Regions from separate parts of the Mus musculus genome. Here region 1 is linked to region 2. The links are chromatin contacts, found by Hi-C or POLR2A ChIA-PET in ENCODE. All regions are on one chromosome and are shown on one strand. Each heading gives the region's core, a stretch centred on a gene start or an enhancer-like site at or near the end of the contact. The rest is flanking DNA. Distances are from core to core; before and after follow the strand shown.

Region 1 (2,941 bases), core at 390-2,889, 280 kb before region 2:
AGCCAGGACACAGAAAAGGGAAGCTATACCTTCTTAGAACCCTACTAAGCAGCCCAATAAATAAAAATGCACCCTTAGGCTCAGTCCCTTGGCTTTAAGCTTGTTACTCTCCTAAGTATTTCCTATGTTTCAATAAAGAATTATTGATGTCCCTCTTATACATTTGTCTCAAGGATTCAACGATAAAAACTGCCCAGCATAGAGTAGGAACTTGGTAAAGGACAGAAATTTTGATGATATCTTGGGGCAAATAAATTTAAGTCACAGAATATTCCATCTGGAAGGGTCTGTGCCATTATCTGTAACTCCATAATTATGCAGATAAAGAGTACTAAATAGTTGAGGATTTTCCCAAGATTACAAAGTTGGTTCTACACACCCAGACCTAGGCTATTAATCTTGTTTGTGATTTTTTTTTTCCTTTCTGTCAAGCAGAGTCAAAATACTTTTCATTTAAAGATGGGAGATATTTTAATCTAGGTAGGGTTGGTTGGGTTTTTTTTTTCTTGTTTGTTTGTTTGTTTGTTGTTGTTGTTTTTTTTTTTTTTTTTTTTTTTTTGAGAAAGGATCTCTCAATGTAGTCTTGGATATCCTGGAACTCAATATGTAGACCAAGCTGGCCTCTAACTCACAGAGATCTTCCTGCGTGTGCCTCCCAAGTGCTGGGAGGCATCCACCACCATGCCCAGCCTAATCTAGGTTGTGTGTGTGTGTGTGTGTGTGTGTGTGTGTTAGCACTTTATTGGGCTCTATACAATATGCATCTTATCTGGGCTGACCCTAGAGCATCCTGATTTCACACACACAGAACTTACTACATTCAGCCAAAAAGCACTTTCTGGTCCTTGTAGACTTCAAGGGATAAATGAAGGCAAAGAGATAAGGAAAAAGGAATAATGAGGGAAAAGGAATCCCCACCTAAGAAGCAATAGCTAAATTGGAACAGAGAATGGCCCACTGTGAATTTTCTAGAAATGCAGTCACATTCTGTATCTTCCAGACAGGAAAGGAACCCCTTCCCAACCTCCACTCAAAACCAGCAAAGAGGTGAGAAAGAGAGAACACAGTCTAGTCTGACCTTTAGCTTCAAATCCTAAGGGCCCTAGATCCCAGCAGAGAATTTCTAATTCAAGAGCAAAGAGAATGAATGGACGCCCACACTGGGTCTTCATCAGTTTCACAGCCTACCCACCTCTTTTCTCATTTCCACGATTTCCCAGAGAACATGTGTAATTAAGCCTCCGACTTGTGAAGTGGTATAGACAGGTCTGTTGGGAGTGGTATCCTCTGTGAAGTCTCCTCTCCGGACTTGTGAAGTAGGGAAGGCCGTGGTTGTCACCAGCATCAGTCCCAAGAAGGCAACTGGATGGAAGTCTCCTGCGTGGAGAAAAGGGAAAACCGGCAAGTGAGCAGATAGCACAGTTGGGCGCCTGCTGCTAGCTGATGGCTGCTGGCCAACCCACAATGCTGGCTCTCTGCCTCACACTCCTCTCTCACAGTCTCAATAGCTCCGCCAGAGGGCAAGGAACTGCCTTCACTTACTTGCAGAGAGGAACTTCATAGCGGTTTCTGGAATTGACTATCGTTCTTGGTGGGCTCCAGAGCAGAATGAGCTACAGACATCCCCAGTCTCATATTTATTAGGAGTCAACTCTCTAATTTTGAGACTCATGGGAAAATCCCACATTTGATAAAAATCTTTGTTGGAGGGTGGGGGTGGGGCCAGAGTGGGTGGGGCTGATTGGAAACCTTATTAAGATTGCACAATGTGACGTCGTTTAGCATCGAAAGAATCACAACTAGGAAGGGGAAAGTGTGCTTAAGTCATCCTTGAGGCTAGCCCTAAGAAGCATGAGCACTCTTCTTTTTTTTCTTTAAAAGTGACTCAGCACTTGAGCATGTCTTGATGGGAAAGAAAACTGAAATTCACAATGTTTTATAAGGAGAAAGAGAAGCTAAAGCTGATGTTATTTAAACGCAGGCACGCGCGCATGACAGACGACACACACATACACACACACACACACACACACACACACACACACACACACACACACATGAATAAGAGGCTAGGATTCTTTTGTATGTCTGTAAGGATCTACAGATGTTCTGACCTGAGTTTTTTCAGATCATACAAAGACACACACTCCCTCTCCCACCCCCAGCACCCAACCTGGACAACAGACAGTAATGTTGCATATTGCTTGTTTTTCCTGTGTCTTGTCAGGACCAGTTGTTTCTAATGGTTTGTTCACCTCCAAATTTTGTGCAGTTGTTTCCAGGAGTTGCCAGGTGGGTAAAGTGGGTGAAGTACAGAAATATCTTCTGTCTGTTGTCAAGCAATCTTGGCTTCCAAGTCCAAGCCTATTCTCTGCATTCTCCCCAGTGGTCTCTTGGCTATCTTCTTAGTTAAGACCTTTAGTCTCTGTGAGAGTTGCCCTTATCTGTTAGTGCTGATCCCACTGCTGCCAGGACACCCCAAAACATTTCCAGGTCATGCAAGGAGGCTTGAAGGTCTGTTGCAGTCCTCATGTTGTTGAAGTTTCTTTGATTCATGGTATATGGAAGATAAAGATATCGAAGAAGGACCTCATTGTATCTTAGCTAGCTTGTGTTTGAAGCTCCCTTCTACTGGATGACAGGATTTGAATCTGAAGGTGGTACGTCTCACTCTGAATAACCCCTCCAATGCTCAAGTCTTCTAGGCTGGGTCAAACTTAAACAGACTTCTTCCCTTTGGTTAGTTTCTTTTTCAGACTAGTTCCTGGTTTTCTGTCCACCTGTCTCCAGATATCTAGCTAGCATTCAGAATGATTCCAGGCTGAAAGTAGGCTCTGTACATAAAATCCAAAACCATTTACAAAACACACTCTCAGGATCACAATCAGCTTCTTCACTCTGCAGATTGCCTTAAGATTCTTGTTTTCTTATGCTCCCATGT
Region 2 (3,149 bases), core at 123-2,622:
TGGCGATATCCCAAAGTACAACAAAGGAGTCCTTCCAGGAATCAGTAAGTCTACTGTGGGGTTTACTTTACAAACAAGAACAGACTAAGTTCAAATATCAGGGCGCTTGTTCTTTAGGTTGTTCCCTCCTCTGGCTTTTATGTCCAATATTTCTACTAAAACAGTTGCCTTAAAGTTGGTATCACTTCCCTAGCAAGCTGAGCGTCCTGAGATTCTACGGCCTAGAATGCGTAAACCCTAACCACAAATCTAAGGTTCAAATAAAGACGTTACAAAAAAACCAAAGTGGCTGCACTGGGCAGGCACTCCCCACCTTAGAAGGTGGGACCATCCCCACCATTCCCTTTCAACGGTTCACATACAACTTCTTCGGTAACAAAGCTTTTAAAACTTGACAAACCCCTCCTGTTTAAAAAAAAAAAAAAAAACTCCATCTCCAAAGTTTTTAAGACCTTTTAGTTTGCAGTGCAGAGTTCCTTGTCAACACAACCGAAGTAAATTAAGACTTAGTGTAAACTCCAGTTACATAAACTTTGTTACGTAAACCACAGCAAAGCAACCTTCGAGGCCAACATCAAACTAGTTTTAAAAGTAAGCTGAGCCAGGCGGGTCGCCTAGCAAACTTCCCAACAGTCCCTGGAAACCGCCTTGGCCTTCCCACCCGGCCCCCTTCGCTGCCTGGAGGCCTGGGCCGGTGATTGCGCCTTCCATGGGAGTCCTGCTCTTCGCAGGCCACCTGACCCCTTGCTTGCAGAATGCAGTGAGGACGCCAGGACTGGGTGACACCAGCCTTGCCTACTCCTGGAGCTCTGCGGCCGACCTAGCGCGTGCCGGACCCAACCGCCACCTTCGACCAGAGAACTAGGGAAGCGGACCGCAGCTAAGCCCCGAGCTAGGCCTGACCAAGAACGGCAAACGCTCTCCACAGACCCAATCTACAACCGGCCCAGACCAGGAACACCTTAAGCCCCAGACCTAGACACAAGACTACAGCCTAGACTGGAACCCGTTCGGCCTTGTGAGCAGTACCGGCCCCACTGTCGACCCGGTTCCTGCACCCGTATTCCGGGAGCCAAGCGGGTTAGCCCATTCGCAGGCCTTCCCCTCCCGCCGTAGTCAACCCTGCTTTTCGCCGCGGCTCGCGGACCCTCACCGAGGACACGGCGGCCAGCGAGGAGGGAAGTCAGGCGGCCGGTCTCCTCGCGGCTGTGGCACAGCTGCGCTGGTGGCGGTGGCGGCGGCGGCGTCTCCTCGCGCTTTCCTTTCTCTTCTTTTCTCCAACAACAAACAGGAAGTGCGTCACGCGGTGGCGGCGCGGCCCGGCGACGTCGACTTCCGCCCGGCCCTGAAGCTAACGTGCGCAGCAGCCTCCGTGCGCGTCGGACTTGATAGCGCTGGTCTAGCGTTCCGGAAGATTCTCGGAGCTGAGGACGGTGGGATTCTGGAGGGTTTACATAGGCGAAGGTGGCTGAATAGGGCGGGAAGCGTCCCCTTGCGCAAGCTCTGTGCCTGGAGGGCTCTAAAGCCTGAGGCGACTGTAGCCGAACCAAGGAGCCTGCGTTTGCCCGGAAGCAGGCTGGGAGGAAGGACGCTCACAGCCTCTGACACAGTGGATTCGGAGATAAGGACCTGATAGCGTAGTATGACTCACACTCCTATGGACTTGGAGAATTGTGGTCCCGAGGTTCGGCCGACCCAACAAGCAGGCCCGACTTAGAGTGAACCGTGAGAGGCCTCATCATTACCAACTCGCAGTGCTGAATCCAGGGTCTAGATTTCAAACACGGTTATTTTAAAGATGTATTTACTTTTTGTATGTGAATGTACTGTCTTCGGACACACCCGAGAAGGACATCAGATCCCACAATAAGCTCCTGTCTCAATAAATCAATAAGCTCCTGTATAAATAAATAGACATTTAAATCCTCACCCCACCCCCACTTACACCCATAGGATGAGTAGTTTTTCATCTTGCCCAGTAAGTTTCAAAAGGTTAGCTAACACTGCACTGGAAAGTAAGAATGAAAGAGAACATATTGATCTCAGAATGTTATGGTTGGACGCCCACCTTCTCAACGCCTGAGAAGGACAAGCACAGAAGATGTGGAGACCCATGATCTGAAGTCACAGATCCTTGGATGCTCCCTCACATGTAGGATATACTCAACTCCAGATAGAACCCTCCAGAATGGCTCCTTGTCTCCTTGCTTCTGTTCTGCCCCCAAGGTTCCCAAACACTACACTTCCCCTTTTGTGAAACATAGAATTTGGCCAGATCTCTTTTCTAATTGACTTTCAGCCCTACAAGATGGCTGTCCAAGACTGAAATGAAAACTAAGCACAAAAGTTCCCGCCCTTTCCTTTACCTTCCTCCACCTCTCCTTCCACCTTTCTGCTCTCAATCTTACCCACTACCACCCTCAATGGCAGGAATCAAGGAGTCTGGCCTAGTGACGAGTGGAAGGTGTGTGTGCTTGCATACTCCAGGGCTGACAGCCCAGCAACCCAAGCTTTCTATTGAAGCAGCGCCGAAAGACAAAGCCAGTTATAAGGTAGAGAATAGGGAAAGGAGTCCCCTCGCCTCAGAGTCTGGCTGAAGCCTCTTGCCACATGACATTTAAGAATTCTAACACGCAGGGCAGTGGTGGCAAATGCCTTTAATCCCAGCACTTGGGAGGCAGAGACAGGCAGATTTCTGAGTTCCAGGCCAGCCTGGTCTACAGAGTGAGTTCCAGGACAGCCAGGGCTGCACAGAGAAACCCTGTCTCAGAAAAAAAAAAAAAAAAAAAAAAAAGAATTCTAACACAGGGTCTGAGGAGATGACTCAGTAAAAAACATTAGTTGCTCTTTCTAGAGGATCTGAGTTCAATTCCCAACACCCATATCAGGTGATCCACAACTGCCTAGTACTCCAGCTCCAGGGGATGTGATTCACTCCAGACATGTGCATGTTTGCATGTAGACCTAGTTTTATCTTTCCCCAGAGCTTTCAAAAGACCCATGATATTAAATCTATATTAAAGTCTTTTGGGGGCTGGGAATGAACACCTTGTTTGTTTGTTTGTTTATTATTATATCTAAGTACACTGTAGGTGTTTTCAGATGCACCAGAAGAGGGCATCAGATCTCATTACGGTTGGTTGTGAGGC

Evidence for each region. Hi-C counts contacts between places; a loop is a spot of excess contacts on that map. ChIA-PET counts read pairs that join two places held with the same protein, here RNA polymerase II (POLR2A).
Region 1: a map of gastrocnemius shows a loop between it and region 2 (2.2-fold over the local background). The contact joins the promoter of Il6 here to the promoter of Dnajb6 in region 2. A Hi-C loop is called at or near these places in 1 of 37 maps with a recorded cell type or tissue (gastrocnemius). POLR2A ChIA-PET finds 5 or more read pairs at or near these places in 1 of 5 experiments (Patski).

What each region holds. Positions count from the first base shown.
Region 1 is chr5:30,011,812-30,014,752 of GRCm38, reverse strand. It overlaps Il6 (interleukin 6), which reads right to left and starts at 1,639. Exons shown (of 5, transcript NM_031168.2): 1 at 1,543-1,639; 2 at 1,193-1,377. The coding sequence starts at 1,561. All of the region lies in intron 1 of A230098N10Rik (a long non-coding RNA gene), which reads left to right.
Region 2 is chr5:29,734,121-29,737,269 of GRCm38, reverse strand. It overlaps Dnajb6 (DnaJ heat shock protein family (Hsp40) member B6), which reads right to left and starts at 1,372. Exons shown (of 8, transcript NM_011847.4): 1 at 1,154-1,372. It overlaps Gm5129 (predicted gene 5129), which reads left to right and starts at 1,334. Exons shown (of 1, transcript NR_028426.1): 1 at 1,334-1,936.